Regions from separate parts of the Mus musculus genome. Here region 2 is linked to region 1. The links are chromatin loops, found by intact Hi-C in ENCODE. Cell type or tissue: gastrocnemius. All regions are shown on one strand.

The links. Peaks named below come from ENCODE experiments on the same cell type or tissue, not always from the same donor. Only the 100,000 strongest peaks of a DNase experiment are listed, where the experiment ranks them.
Region 2: it touches region 1 in a loop (4-fold over the local background); 4 of 42 quality-filtered maps call a loop at or near these places.

What each region holds. Positions count from the first base shown.
Region 1 is chr3:123,155,848-123,163,847 of GRCm38, forward strand. The region is part of intron 1 of Synpo2 (synaptopodin 2); the gene reads right to left. Among named protein-coding and RNA genes, the nearest start is that of Synpo2, 76 kb to the right of the region's middle. In gastrocnemius, CTCF peaks have their summits at 2,937 (motif pointing left), 3,501 (motif pointing left) and 5,159 (motif pointing right); DNase peaks (open chromatin) are centred at 2,922, 3,502 and 5,150; H3K4me3 peaks cover 998 bases; H3K27ac peaks cover 4,800 bases.
Region 2 is chr3:123,367,486-123,375,485 of GRCm38, forward strand. It overlaps Mettl14 (methyltransferase like 14), which reads right to left. Exons shown (of 11, transcript NM_201638.2): 7 at 7,260-7,401; 8 at 6,485-6,577; 9 at 5,072-5,188; 10 at 3,790-4,000; 11 at 810-2,205. The coding sequence ends at 1,901. Among named protein-coding and RNA genes, the nearest start is that of Mettl14, 15 kb to the right of the region's middle. In gastrocnemius, a CTCF peak has its summit at 4,618 (motif pointing left); DNase peaks (open chromatin) are centred at 1,981 and 4,612.

The DNA.
Region 1 (8,000 bases):
GGGGGCATCCACGTGGAGACAGGGGGTTGGGGAGGAGGCATGGGATGTAGATCAGTCAGAGGGTGGATGGGATTTACACAAAATATGGAGTGTAAAAAATTAATTAATGAAAAAAGATATAAAAAAGTTTTAAAAGAAAATGGGGTGTGAGAGCAGCTGTGAAGAATTGTTAGCACGCTGGCTTGCTCCTCATGGCCTGCTCAGCCTGTTTGCTCACAGAGCCCAGGAGCTCCTACAGAGCGACACCACCCACAGTGAGCTGAGTCCTCACAGGTCAGACAGGCATCAAACCAATGTCCTCACAACAAACTGGCCCCACAGGCCAATCTGATGAAGGCGGTTTCTCAGTTAAGGTTCCGTCCTCCAAGATGACTCTGCCTTGTGTCAAGCTGACTAAACAACGAGATGGCAGGGACAAATCCATCATGGGCTTTGACCATATCCTCTCTCCTTTCTTACTGGTCCTCTTCCTCTTCCATAATCCTGCTTTAACTTTCACATTATATATTTATACAAAAATGATCCTCTATGCATATTAATATTTATATATACATAAATGATACATATAGACTACACTCACACACACAATCTAGAACCCACTTAAGAGAAAATGGCATATGCCTGTCTTTTTCTTATCCTCTGAGCCATTTCTGTGACCACACTGAACATATTTTCCTTATCCATTTATCTGTTGGCAAACATCTAGGCTGACCCTATACTTGGTTCTTGTGGATAGTTTAATAGATAACATTGAATGTTGAACTAGAGCATCCGTCTCAGGGTTTCCGAAGGACTAGAGGGTTCCTAACCTTCCCTTCCCTCTCTTCTTATTTCCAGCCACTTAGTTTAGAAGCAATTAACGTTGCCAGTTTTGTTTTCATGTGCGCAGACCAATTTGAAAGAGCGAGCTCATGGACAATGTTAGCTGGGAAGGAGGGGGAGGGACGCCACTGATGGGAGAGACCCGAGGCTGATGATTGTTTCAGAAGTCCAGGTATGGGCAGGTTGAGGTAGAGTGTTGTCAGAGTGTCTATAATGAAGTCTAATCTGTTCATAAAAGTGAGGTCTGAATCAGAGATGGAGGAGACCCTGCTGGGAGACTTTAGGTCTGGGTGGGGATCATATTGGGATGCAGAGCTGGGAAGCTGCCGAGTTTTACTCACCTTTGTCATTTTTTCCTAAGATGTAGTGTCCAGGTGTAGAAACGAAAGCCATGGCTGTAGCTTGGAAAAGAGCTGAGGGTTAGAAATGGCGGCGTTGAGGGCAAAGAGGCCTAACCATGTAGGATTGGGTGAGCTCTGTAAAAATGAGTACAGAGAAAACTAAGGAGCCAATGGCTGAAGATCTCCCTCATTTAAGGAGGATGTGGGCCGAGAGAACCTGAGGTAAAGTGGCAAAGATGAGTGTGTGTTCTCTAGAACCTAGGAGAAGGGATTATTCGAAAAGAGGGCTGTGGGACGGCTCGGTCGGTACACTTCCCCTTCAAGCAGGCAGACCTGAGTTTTGTCCATAGAACCTACGTCAAAAGGCCTGGTTGGTAGCACATGCGTGTGATTCCAGCACTGCCACAGTAAAGGCAGCTAAGTCCCTGGGCAGACTGGACTGTTTGACTAGATCTGGGACAATGGGAGTCCCTGTCTCAAAAACAAAGAGGATGGTCCTAGAAAGAACACATACTTAAAGCTGCCTATGGCCTTCCTTGCCCACCCCCCACCATGTGTGTGTGTTGGTGTGTGTATGTATGTTTGTATGTGTATGTGTATGTATATTCATGTGTGTTTGTATGTATGTGTGTGTGTGCACTTGTATGTGTGTGTGTGCACTTGTATGTATGTGTGTGTGCACTTGTATGTGTGTGTGTGTGTGCACTTGTATGTATGTGTGTGTGTGTATATTTCTCCCACACACAGGAAGAAAAGCAGTACATCCATTCCGTCCTTGAAAACAGAGGAGCAGAGGTCTCCATCACAGGCAGTCCCCTGGCTCTATTCAGCTGCCCCCCCACCCCCCAATACATTGTAAATGCTTGTTATAGCTCCCACAGGCTAACAAGCAAATCAGATTGAACATCCTAAAGTGACAAAGATATTTAAATCCGTTTTAAAATCTTATTGGTGTGGGAGGTTTCAGATCAACGCGTATGTCATGGCTTTAGGGCTGTGATTTGGGGAAGGAGCTCTGGGCTCCTGAGGAGGAAGGCTCACAGAAGAGGTTGCTGCTCAAGTAGCGGGGATAGGATCCACCGAGGGCAGGATGGAGGAAGGGGAGGGAGGGAGACTGTTTCCTGGAGACCTGGTGGGAATTGGGAGCACTCGGTTGGTAGGAAAGAGGAATGTGGTCCTTCTTCTACAAGAGCAGAGAACTTTCCCAAGGGAGGACAGCTTGGGAGATGTCTGCTGGAAGGTCCTTGATGGGACTCAAAGGGATGGGTAGAGTTTCAGATAAAGAGGAATCCAAAGAGTTCACTCCCAGTCATCGTTGCTACGAGCAGAGTAAAGGTGCTATTGGTCTATGTTCAAGGGAATGAGTTTGTTTGCAAGAAAACAGAGGGAGAAATTCTATAGATGATCAATTTGGAATAGAAAAGAGATTTTCCTGGACACACTGAGGTCTGGGCTCAACTGAAAAGTTACTTGGGGTTAGCATCTGCCTGCTCTCTGATCTGCCTGGGTCACACCCCAGGTCCTAAAGGACTTTGGCTAAAGGTAAGTCTTTAAGGACAGTTTGTGTTCTGCAAGATCCACGAAGAGAAATAAGCTGAGGGGTGAGTGTATAATGCCTTCCAAACAAGCAGTGACATTTGGAAAGAGAACTTAGACACACCGGGCACTGGCAGCTGCTCAGTTCCATCTCCTCCCTGGTGTCCCGTGAAAGCTATAAAAGGCCAGCTCTCCAACGCATCTGGAAGTGGGCAGGGCCCTGCCTGTGGTGGAGACCTCTGCTGGTGGGTTTTCAAACACAGAGTAGCGTGCTTCATCTCTCTCTTCCTCCTGCCTTCCTACTTGCTTCAGGCTTATACTAAAGTTACCTCAAAATATGAGGAGAAAAAAGCAAGCGGGCCTTCTTTCCTACCTGATGAGGCCATAGTGGGAATCTATCATCTGTGAAGAATCCAGTGTCCCAAGATGTGTGTAAGGACTTGGGAACACACTCCTGGTGTCTCAGGCTTAATTGTGGGGTATATTTTAATTTAGTGCTTTTATTTCTTGTATACTGGACCTGTTTTTAAAACTAACACTTTAATTCACAGAATAAATAAATCTCTTGGCATACAATTGGCTTACCTCTCATGCCTGCCTCAATTTTATCTTATATAAAAATCTATAGACTACAGTTAAATAAATAAAAATCTCCGCATCTGAATTAGAGCTGATATGTCAGAAGTGTCTTCTAATCGCTTACAGTTTAGTCCCAGAATTCCAGCAGTATATAAACCTCCCTGGGTAGCTCCTACTTTGGCTGGATTGTGAGCTCCTAAGACGGTGCTGCCCTCAAGTGGTCACACGTAAGAGCAACTCACAGTTTGTTTGGATGCAAACTGGGTTTCCAATTTGTTAGGTCCTAAACCAGAGAACTCTATTGTGCCAAGTCAAGGCACTTTACTTACACCAGGACCAAGAAGCTCTGAACACGGCTCCAAGAAGTATAGGGGCAAAATGGCCGACAGCAATGACAGCAGCTGGTTTTGCAGTTTGGAGCAATCCCTCCTGTTATGTGACTGCAAGGTCTAGGACGTGGGATATAACTGGCTTGACTTCATTATGCCATTAAGGAATCCTCAGGGGACCTCACAAGAATTCATGACATGGTGCTCTGTAATTATGAACTCAGAGAACACAATAAATTCTCCCAAGTGGTCACAACTCTTGGAAGCTCCGGCCAGGAATCCACATGGTTGCTCTCGGAGGAGGGTCACCAGGGACTTGCCCTCTGATGAAGCTCTGTGGGACTTCTTGTAACTGGCCTCAGTCAAGGACTTCTGATGCCTGTAATCAGCTTCCTCTCGGGTTTCCTCTTTCTCCTTGTTGAGAAAGGAGGCCATGCAATTAGTGGAAGAGCAGGCGAAGGCGTCTGCTGAGCTCTTCTCTTCACAGAAGTTAAGACAGGGCATCGGAATAGCCCGGCAGCCCGTCGTGGCACAGAGGGCCCAGATGAAAAGGAATACAATTTATTCTCATGTTCAAGTAAGTATTGAGGACTGTGAGGCTATTGGTCACTAGTAAATGTATCACAGACCCTGGTCAGAAGCAGTCAAGCTTTTGGGCTCCTGACTGTTCTGTAGGGGAACACTCTGGGAGCTTCTTTTCCTGTATTGGGGTATAGCTCAGTGGCAGAGCATTTATGTCACATATACAAGGCCTCGAGTCTGATCCTTAGCATCACAGGAACACAATGCTGGCACGAAATTTCAAGGTCACCGTGAAGGAGACGTGGTTTACTCCCAATGTTTCTATGCACTGAAAAGCACGCACTAGGTAACTGGTAAGAAGAAGAAAGCCATCAACAATCCTGGAGCAAGATGCATTTCAAGCGAAGCCTTTGCTAGATGGATGTGTGCAAACTACACGTGAACTGCTCCGAAGGCTATTAATATTTACTATCATTATTAAACAAAAACGCCTAGGGCAGTGGTGGTTCTAAACCTCTTGGGTCACATATCAGATATTTACACTTCCCATCTCTCTCTCTCTCTCTCTCTCTCTCTCTCTCTCTCTCTCTCTCTCACACACACACACACACACACACACACACACACATACTGATCTAACTTCTAAAGAAGCAGGTAAGGTAATTTTTTTCATGTAAGGTAATTTTTGTTGACATTTCAACCTTTTTTCAGGTTTTAAAAATGGATGGCTTTTTTTCCAAGTCCTTATAATCAGCTTTTAAGTCAGGAGCCATGCTAGCATACCAATGACCTTGTAGAAAGAACACCCATCACTTAAACTCTCAGATTGCAGAAAATCTAAATCCACAAGTCCATTGTGCTTATTTATCTTAAGATCCTGGATACTTTACTGTGGGGATTCCTCACACCGGACAGAATAATCTTTGTGATACTCTATTAATACCAGTAATATCCATAAATAGGCGGCTCTCCCTAGTTTGTGCTGTCTCAGCTTTTAAAATGCAGTGTTCCCTTCTGGCCACCAGGAGGCAGTACAAGCACTGTTAATTGACAATGTTAGGCGTTCATTATAACCTGGAAAGAAATTTCTTTTCTTACAAACTGTTTTCTATTTTAAAATCAACACTATACATGTAAAAGATCAGAAACACGCCTCCTTTTTAGTCTCAAATGTATTGGGGGAGCCTTACAGAGTTTTCAAAGTACAGTGAATTATCTATGTAGCATGTTAAGAGACGTGTAGATATAGTTCAATGTAATATGTAATAATAAAAAATACTTAAGAGAAAAATGCTGCACTGGGAACTTGGTCTAAAATGTTCCTAATCTACCAGGAACACATGTTACATTTAGTTAGTAAAGATTTTAAGAGTTTCGGGAGGCTATCTTAGGCCAACAAGTCTATGCCCACCCTACTCCCCCTTTAACTGACCTGGATAGGTCACTGGGATCAGGAACCTGCAGAGGCCAAGATATCTTTAAACACTGACAGCCTCACTCTTCTTGTCCTACAGAGACTTAGGTATGTGTATATGTATATGTGTACTTTGCCATAACATAATTCAAATTGCTAGCGGTTTGATTCATAAATCTAATGTTTTGTCACAGTTGAATGGTTGAGGAATTCTTCCCTCTCCTGGAAGATCCAGGAGTGATCAGAATTGTCTGACCTTGCCTGGCCTTGCCTCTGCGAAAGTTCATATCCCACTTAGAAAGGGGAGGTCTGCAAGTATGCTGTAGCGGTTGCGCATGCGCATAGCTGTCCCTCGATGTGCCTGTAGCGATCAGAGGACAGCTTTCAGGAGTTGGTTTTCTTCTCCCACCTTTACGTGGACTACAGAGCTTGAACTCCGGTTGCAATCCTTGCACTAAATGACTGCACCATTTTGCTAGCTTACATTTCAAAATTAAAACAAAACAAAACAAAAAAACCCTATTCATATCAGGTCAGTATAAGCCAGGTACTTCAAAAGTGCGACCCCAAGACCCAAGTGTGGTAGTATGTGTCTATAATCCCAGCACTTGGGCGCCTGAGGAGGGAGGATCAGAGTTTGATGCCAGCCTGGGCACCACGATGTGTTCGATGCCAGCATGAATTCATAGTAAGACCTTGTCTCAAAAAGCAAACCAAAGAAGAACATTAACACCACCGAAACAAAACACCACCACAAGGGTGGGTCTGTCATCCCATTTTCTCTTCCACTCTGTCCCCCAAAGTAGGTAGGGGACCCTGCTCCCCATGAGGCTTGCAAACCCTCACAAAGTTAGCTCCCTTCTTTCCTAGAATACCCCAGGAAGGGATTTTACTAAAAAGGACTGAAAATACACTCAGACCTTTGCAAAGCCTGGCGAATGCACCCCTCCCTTTCCCCACTGAGTTAGAGGTGTTGATATAACCCTGTATACTGCAAACCCTGTCAGGAGCTTCTGGTTTGACAGTGACCTCTGGGAGAAAAGGAGACTGGGAGATCGGCAATGCCAGAGCCCTTGCCTCTGGACTGGCTCATCTGTCTGGCCCCCAGCAGGTCTGATCAGCATTAGCAACTTCAAGGGCTTCCTGACAATCTCCTGACCCCAGGAGCAAATTCTTTCTTCTTTAAAGAACACACATTAGGCCCCCAATGGGACCTCTTGGCTTCATTTTCTGTAGCTGGCCTGCTTTGTTCTAGCTTCTTTTAGCCAGGCTGAAACCCCAGAGAGATTTTTTTCCTCCAAGCCCAGACTGAAATCTCAGAGAATTCCTCCAAGTCCAAACAAGGGAATGCTCAAAGATCCAAAGCCAACACCGGGAACATGGTGCTATCTTATTTACAAGTTAATTCATTGACTGTTACCTTTTTCCCACTAGAAGGGGAGGGATATCGGTTTGCCACTTATCTTTTTCATACAATGCATTTCCACTTTCTAAGATGCTACGGGTACACAGACACACTGAGGGTTTAAGTTGACTGTAGTTTTTAGCATTGCAGTTTAAGGGTTGTTTAAATTCAAAGGGGGTAACAGCTGTACAGGCTCTGCTATTATAAACTTTAAATAAAATGCTACATGTTTTATGATGCCTTAAGGACATGGTTAATAGCTGAGGAAATTATCCAGAGAAGTGCCAGAGCCATGAGGGAAAACATAGACCCTCCCTGGACAGCTGAGATCAGATGGTATTTTATAGCCCTTTTCCTCAGAAGTCAACGGTGCTCTACAAATAGCCTCAGATGGTCTGGTCGGCCAGAGAAGCCACCAAACCTCAACCCAAGGGCTTGTGAGGGAATCCGAACAAGGACTGGGTCCTGAGCATAAGGTATTGAGTGGGACGTGTAAAGCCAGCATGGTCAGACTCCAGGCCCTCACACAGTGAAGGGGAGGCACTGGTCTGGAAAAGCCTGGCTCAGGGACTGCAGACTCAGTCAGCTGCAAGGGTTTAGGGAAGCGCAGTGAACATCATTCCTCAGGGCTGTCCTTCCCAGAGCACAGGGCAAACAGCAGAGATCAATACAGAGGACAGGAGGAATGAATTAGCCAGCCACATCAGCTGGGATATCAGAGGGCTCTACAGTGAAGCTGGACCACCTACATTGTTGTTTTCTGAAATGAAATATCAATATTTCACAATATCCACTTGTGATGTGAGTGTATTAAGTCACCAGGTTAAGCTCTGCAAACCACTCAATGCTAAGTGAGGATGCGTGATTACTATGCCGCAGTAACTGGCTAAGAAGGGGCCAGATGCTCCTCTTTTAAAGACCAATTCCTTAAATACTACCATTCTCTCTGTAAATAACTCCGAGCTTTGTATGAAAGGACCTACTCTGCCACTGGCTTCAAGAATGCCAAGAACCGCATCGATCTATTCAACTTACTGTTTTTTTTTTTTGTT
Region 2 (8,000 bases), 210 kb after region 1:
CAATGGGAGGAGAGGCCCATGGTCTTGTGAAGATTATATGCCCCAGTACAGGGGAATGCCAAGGCCAGGAAGCAGGAGTTGGTGGGTTGGGGAGCAGGGCGGGGGTGGGGCATAGGGGACTTTTAGGATAGCATTTGAAATGTAAATGAAGAAAATCAATAATAATAACAACAATAATAGAAAGAATGGTTTCTGTATGTCAGTTCCCTGCTCATTTAGCATTCCTCACCATCCTCTCTGACACTCGACTGTCCCTGTATTCCTAATGCACACTTCCTTTCCCATTTAGGCTACTATTAAATAAATGGCCAGAGAGTTAGTTAAACCACTATTCTTTATCAATTTTGAAAAAGAACAAACAAAAGTTGGCTCTCAGACCTCTGGAAGATGGTAATTCAGTGAAAACTATTTGGTCTGATGGAAGGGACATTCCTTAGAGCTCTGAAGAAGCCGTCACTGAACAAGTGGGAGTTCCTACCTTCACCTTACAGGTCAAATCTGGCCCATAGTTTTGCTTTTTAGATAATTTATAATTACTGAAATTAAAAACAACATCACAGCAAATATTCTAACCACCTGTGATACCTAAAGGTTGTCTGTACTAGAAAGCACCAATTGGTTGGAGAGCCAAATTCATGAAGCATTTAAAGTGTAAGTCTTTCGAGCCGTATGTTTCATGGCTGTCATGCCCATAACTGACCAGTAGAACAGAACAGCCACTCAAATGCAACCCGAGGGAGGAGTGTCACCTTAGGTTGGCCCCTTTTCATTTGGTAACAATAGCAACTGCATCTAAGGAAAACAAACTTAATTCAAAGGTTTAAATTTTTATTAGAAAAGTTATAGCAAAATAAAAAAGGAGTTACCCAGAACAATATTGGCATTATCTCATCTGGCATATCCAAATCCATCAAATAGGACTTAAGGTGTAGAAAGGCAACAGCACGAAGCTTCCCACAGCCAAGAGATCTGCCCATCAGCCCTGCGGCGACTTCTGCACCACATAGTTCTAATCAAAGGACACTGCAGGTCCTCTTCCACGCTGTATTCGTAAGGGTTTTCTGGAATTGCTTTTACCTAAATTTTCTTTAGTAACAACTTTAAAGATGTTTGTCATTTCCTCATCATCAAGATTTTATTTTCTCAACCGTTTAAACCAGCCCCTCCCCAAATCTGTTTTTGCCTTTGCTAAGAAATCTGAATTATCTTAGGTTAGCCCAAGATCAGGTTCACACTCCGACCTGGAGACATACATGCCTTGTCTTGCTTCTGAAGACACATGGTCAGGAGCCATCTGTAGCCGCTAATTTACATTATGATAAGCTTGGTTTTGTTTGAAATATCCCATGCTCTGCCTGCCTCTCCCGTTACCTACCCTGACGACTGCAACCACCTCAGATTCTGATCTGGAAGAACGAGATTTCATTTCCCCTCCCGAGTTCTGGGAACTCAAATGATACTTCATGTTATTTTTTAGAATTTAAAAGTAAGGGGAAAAACTCTTCTCTTTTTAGTGTTTCAACAAGAAAACATTAAAGGCCCAACACAGTGACCACCTCTCTAATTCTGTTCTACCCGGGTTCCCAGCCTCCTGCTGCCGTGCAGCCATGACAGGGAACACAGCACCCACTCCTGCCACTCCTCTGAGATGCCGAAGCCTCTGCGCAGCCATTTCCAGGAAGCCAAAGCCTTGACTGGAATCAGTCAAGTCAGGTCGGGGTGTTGCGCACACGTGACTCACCCACCCTGAGCAAAAGCTCAGTCTGTGACAACTGCCAGTCCCTGGGGTGGGGTGGGGTGGCTAAGATCTTTCTGGCAGCATGAGAAACTAAAGCAAAGTACAAGCTGGGAGTGAGCTCTGAAGCAAGTCTCCACTGTGATAAAGATGCAAGTGTAAGAGCTACCGAGGAGTAAAGCCGCCTCTGTGCGTGCCTCCACGGCCCCCCCTAAAGCCACCTCTCTCTCCTCGGAAATTGGATCGGTTTCTTTCCCGACCACGGCCAGCAGATGTTCCCCCCCTTCCTCCACCTCTGGGAGCTCCACCCCCACGGTCAGACTTGGACTTGGGAGGAGGTGACTTCGGTCGAAGCCTCTCGATTTCCTCTGTACATCCGGTCAAGTATGAGTTGGGGGCACTGAAATACGATGCATATGTTTCTGCATTGTAGTTACTGTTTGTAAGCGTTGGTCCAACTGTGAGCCAGCCTGAAATAAAGCGGGGAAAACAGAAAATATTTTCCATCTCCTTCCTCTTTTGGTGGTCTTTAGGGGCTAGTTCAAATCCTTAACACACTCTCAAAGATGGCTCAGTTACACACACAGCCATCACCTCTGGTGTAGAACATACAACATGCATGTCCTATTGTAAAAGGTCCATATGCACATACCTTGTTTCTCGTTCTAGATTATAGCTTTTGTTACATATCATCCTTATTGTTCCTCATCTATGTATTGTGTTGTTAGAATACCACTTAGAAAAGATATTTTAATACACAATGTTTGGGTTGGGTTAATAAAGTATATACATATATCTTCCCTACTTAAGAAAATGGGACGACTGTTTTTCTCATTTCTCATTTGAGGAAAAAATGTGCTTTTCTCTTATACAAATATCCAAATAGCCATGTTGCCCTCCTCATGCCATCTTTCCGTGGGCAATGGCTTTTCTCACAAGAAGATAACACTCACAGCTAAGGCTATGAAAAAAAATGCACACCACCATTAATAACTAAGCAAACAAAAGCACAATGAGGTATCATCCGCTGCAGTCAGAATGGCTATGATCACAGGAAAAAGAACTAGTATGGCTGGAGAGGCTGAGGAAGGGGAGCTCCCACAGCTACTGATGGGAAGGCCGATCAACACTTACTATGGAACACATTACGGAGGCTCTCAAAGGACTAGAAAGAGGACTTCATACGATTCAGAGACCCTACGCCTGGGGTACATATCTAAAGGAACTAAAAGCAGCCTGTAGTACTATTCACACAAGCAGGCTACGGAAATGACCTAGGTGTCCACTGATGGAGGAATGGATAAACTGAATGTCATATATTCTGTTATTGACTGTAATGGGACTAGAAGGCTTTATGTTAACTGAAATAAGTCAGGCAAAGAACACACACCACAAATCCTCATTTACAGGTAGAAACAAAACGTGCATATGAAGGATGCAGAGACTACAGCACTGGTTACAAGAGGCCAGGTAAGAGTGAGGGGAAGAAGGCCGCAGACCAGACAGTGAGGAATCCAGGAAACAGCAATGCACAGCTTAGCTGAGTAATAACTGAATACTTCAAAAAGCATAGATTTTTAAATGTCCCCAATACAAAGAACTGAGGTGACATAGTCAACATTACCCTGACGTTACTATACACAGGCAAAGAAACATCACAATGTACCCCAAAATTCGGATAATTAGGAGGTGCCAAAAACTAAGTGGAGTAGGGAGGACTTTTAGGCAGAAAACGTTTTCAGTGTACTATTACAACGGTTGGATACACTATAACCAACTTATATAAATCCACAGACACCGCCAATGTCAATTCTAAGATAGACTTTGTATAGTTATGTGAGAAACAATGATAATGGGGGGTAATGCATGTGTGGGGCAGAGAGTGCATGGGAATTCTTTGCCTTCTCAGTTTGCTAAGATAAAATTGCTCACATGTGAGCTAGAAAAAAGAGGAATTAAATACATAAGACTTCTATTTTACACAGGCTACGTCCTATAACTTAAAATCCACATCTCAAGGAAAAAACTGTCTTTTATCAAAACTGAGGTCTCACCTGGCCTGATAGTGCTATCTCTCCCAAAGAGATGAAGGCGTCTTCTACCAAGACAAAAATGTTCTATTATATGAAAAATTTCTACTGGTTTTTCTATATTGCCAATCTCAGGTTCTTCTGTGATAATTAAGTCAATGTCAACATTAGCATGAATGAAGTCCCCGTCTGTGCTTCGCTTCACGGTTCCTTTGATCCCCATCAGGCAATGCTCCTGTGACAAAGCACACCGATGGCTCTCATTACCAACAATCAGGATCTCACAGCATTTACCAACTCTAAACAGTTCTAAAACAATCCTTACTTCTATGGATTGTCGGGATATAGTTTAGTGATAAAACTATGACAGGAAATCCTAGATCTCTGGCTTTCAGACAACTGCCAAGAAAATGGGAAAAACATTTTTCCCTTCTACAGTCACTCAAATACTTTTAAAATCCTACTTCACTTCCAACGCAGGTATGCAGGATTTCCCACACCACGTAATGTTGCACTTCCCACTGTAGTTCTGTTCCACATGGGCTCAGCTATGACACAATCTACCCACCCCACCTTCAGGGCATACACTTATCACCAAGCAGCTATAATTGTGGGGCTGCAATGGCCCTCCTGGGCTCACACAGTTAGGACAGGTGCTGACTCTAGCATGTTTATAAAAGGCCGACAGGAAGGACACACGTGGTGAGTAAGCTGCAGGGAAAGGAGGATGGGATTCGAGGCTGGCTCCAGGCACACCTCTCTCAGAGCAATTCCAGCTCCACCAACCGGGGATTTCCTACATGCTGTCATGTAAATGATCGAGTCCAAGGAAAACTTAGGAAGACAGACGCGCCCTCTAGTGGCTTCCAAGGTGTAATGTGCAAAAGCTCTTTCAGCTTACACTAGTGAGACAGTCATGTGCAGCAGAAGCCCTTAGTGGTTCTTGCATGGGAAGACAAGGTGAGAGCAGGCAAGCATGACTCTAATGGTCGGCTACTGAGTTCCGCTGTCAGTTCTTCCTCCTAAGCGTGCAGAAGGGAAGCTTCTGAGCGTCAGGTGGACCAGAGCTAACTAACTTGGAATTATGTCAGCTTACAATATACAGAAAGCCACTGTCTAGCACAGTGTGCACTGGCCCAGGACTGGGAAGGAGACACTTTTAAGGTATCTTGGGTATACTTCTGTAATGCTCACACTACTTTACTAGCATAAAAGCATTATTGCTGAAATAAATTTCACAGTATATAGTAATATAGAAAAGTTTAAGAGAATAATAATAAAGAAAACAAGATAAAAAAGACAATACCTTTGTTCTCTGGAAAACTGCCTTTGGATCTAGAGTCTTTGTCTTTCCAGGATTGTTTTTATTGGTTTTAATCCAACAAATATCTTCACATCTTCTGTAACCCCACTTTCGCAAGCACTAGAAATAATTTCAAAATTAAATCTTAAAAAAATAAAACAAAACAAAAACTTAATATAACCAGAATTAAGAAGTTCTATAGCGCCAACCATTGGACTAAGAACAGGGTCACAGACAGAGGAGTTGGAGAAGGGACTGAAGCAGCTGAGGGGTTTGCAGCCCATGTAGGGAAGAAACAGTGTCAACAGGCTAGAACCTAGAGCTCCCGGGGACTAGAACACCAACCAAAGAGTACACATGGAGGGACTCATGGCTCTGGCCACATATGTGGCAGAGGATGGCCTTGTTGGACATCAGGAGGAGGAGCAGCCCTTAGTCCTGTTGGGATTCAATGCCCAGGTGAAGGGAATTCCAGGGCGGGAAGGTGGGTGGGTGGGGGAGCACCCTCACAGAGGCAGGGGTTGGGGATATGGGACGGGGGGCTCTGGAGGGGAGACCTGGAAAGGGGATAACATTTGAAATGTAAATAAAGAAAATATCCAATAAAAGAAATAAAATAAACTAGAATAAAAGTTTTATAGAGGGGAACCAACAATTTCAGAGCAGACACAAAAGAAATATAGGCATAATACAGATGTTAAATAAGAAATGTTAAATAAGAAATATAAGCATAATACAGATGTTAAATAAGAAATGTTAAATAAGAAATATAAGCATAATACAGATGTTAAATAAGAAATGTTAAATAAGAAATATAAGCATAATACAGATGTTAAATAAGAAATATAAGCATAATACAGATGTTAAATAAGAAATGTTAAATAAGAAATATAAGCATAATACAGATGTTAAATAAGAAATGTTAAATAAGAAATATAAGCATAATACAGATGTTAAATAAGAAATGTTAAATAAGAAATATAAGCATAATACAGATGTTAAATAAGAAATATAAGCATAATACAGATGTTAAATAAGAAATATAAGCATAATACAGATGTTAAATAAGAAATATAAGCATAATACAGATGTTAAATAAGAAATATAAGCATAATACAGATGTTAAATAAGAAATATAAGCATAATACAGATGTTAAATAAGAAATATAAGCATAATACAGATGTTAAATACATCATTTAGTTATTTGCATGTTACTTTTCTTGTCACTGTGACTAAATATCAGATATAATGTTATATCACCTCAGTGTTATATAATTCTTGGTATTTTTAAGCTAGTCAAAAAAATGAAGGAGGCAAAAGCACACTAATCTTTGTAGCCTTTATGTTCTTTTCCTAATTAACTTAAGAATCCACCTGAAAAAAAAATTAAGAACAAAACACAAACATCAACTTACTACTCTCCCAAGGTCCAATCCTTCCCCAGAACCGCACCAGAGAAATATAAATGACCGAGGTGCTGCAATCTCATCGATTTCTAACTTCATAATCTAGAAGAAGATCAAAATAATATAGCACCAAATGTGTCCCACTTATCATAAATCCAAACAATAACTGTTGAGACTTAATAGGGTCTCTACAAATGTATTCTTCAGATATTCTAGGAAATAGCATAGAAAATAAACTCTATGCCTGAAGTTATTTAGATATGCTGTTTGTTATTCTATCAACAATCAACACACATACATGTACAAAAAGACATATACATATACTTGTTTTCTTAGGCGTTCAAAAAAAAGTACATTTACAGAATGATGGAATTTTCTACAGAGCTAATAAAAGCAGAGATAGTAAGAGGTTATTAGAGCCCAAAGGTACAGACAAAATGAAATGTCATATGCCTATAGCCACAGACAGTTTGGGGTGACTGAGGTAGGAGGACCACTTTTGTCCAGGTATCTGCACAACTCTTCTCTGACCCGTGAGTATCCCCAAGTCTCCTGCCTTCCCACGGTTCACACTTACTGTCCTCTAGTCCAGCCCTCTTGCCAATCAGATGATCTCACTAATCTCATTAAAACCTTCAAAACCTTAATTAATGGCTGTCAAACAGAAGACTAAGCTCCTAAGAAACCACAGTGAAGTGTACTCATAACCCCGCTTTCTGGACAAATAAGCGTGTACTCTCTGGGAGGTAAATACGCCATTACAGTGTGTAGCGTTTCACCGTACATCATCCCAGGTCCAGCATTTCTCATTCGCAGTGATGCCAGTCTCTCTATAGTATTCTTCCAGAGGGGGCTCCAGGAGAATCACATCAAATTTGGGTGTCAATTCTCTGATGTCAAAGGCTTCTATGTCTGCTTGTAAGTACCTAGTAAAAGGGGGAAAGGATTTTGAAATATCTCTGGTGGTAATGAAGGAAATTCATTACCCAATATTATTTGATAATTATTGCTAAACATTATTTTCAAGATAGTCATGATCTAATTACTAGTTAGTTTTTTTCTAGTACATCTTTTGTTTACTGCAGACTTTATATCACTAATGTCTTCCTTAGGACATGGAGATATTTACAACAAAGGAAAAAAACATGTATACCCAGAATAAATTCTTCACTTATATTTACACTGAAAATCTACACTCATGCGATATCTAACCTATTTTAACTTTTATATTATATATTATTATTATGAAAAGAATATCATTATTTAATTAGGTTAGAAAAATGACATCTAAGTTCCAAATTCCTCCTTTAGGAATACAGAATTTCTAAATATGGACCCGATTTCACTTTATTAGCTTGTTCATTAATAAAAATATTTATATTGACAGTGTTTTTACACTACCTAATGAGATTTACTACTAGCCTTTGATGAAGTTATTTTCACACAGTATGGAAGTTTTAAGTTCAAAGACACTTTGGAAGAAAACATTTATTATTACTGGGTGGTGTACAGGCCATGATATGCA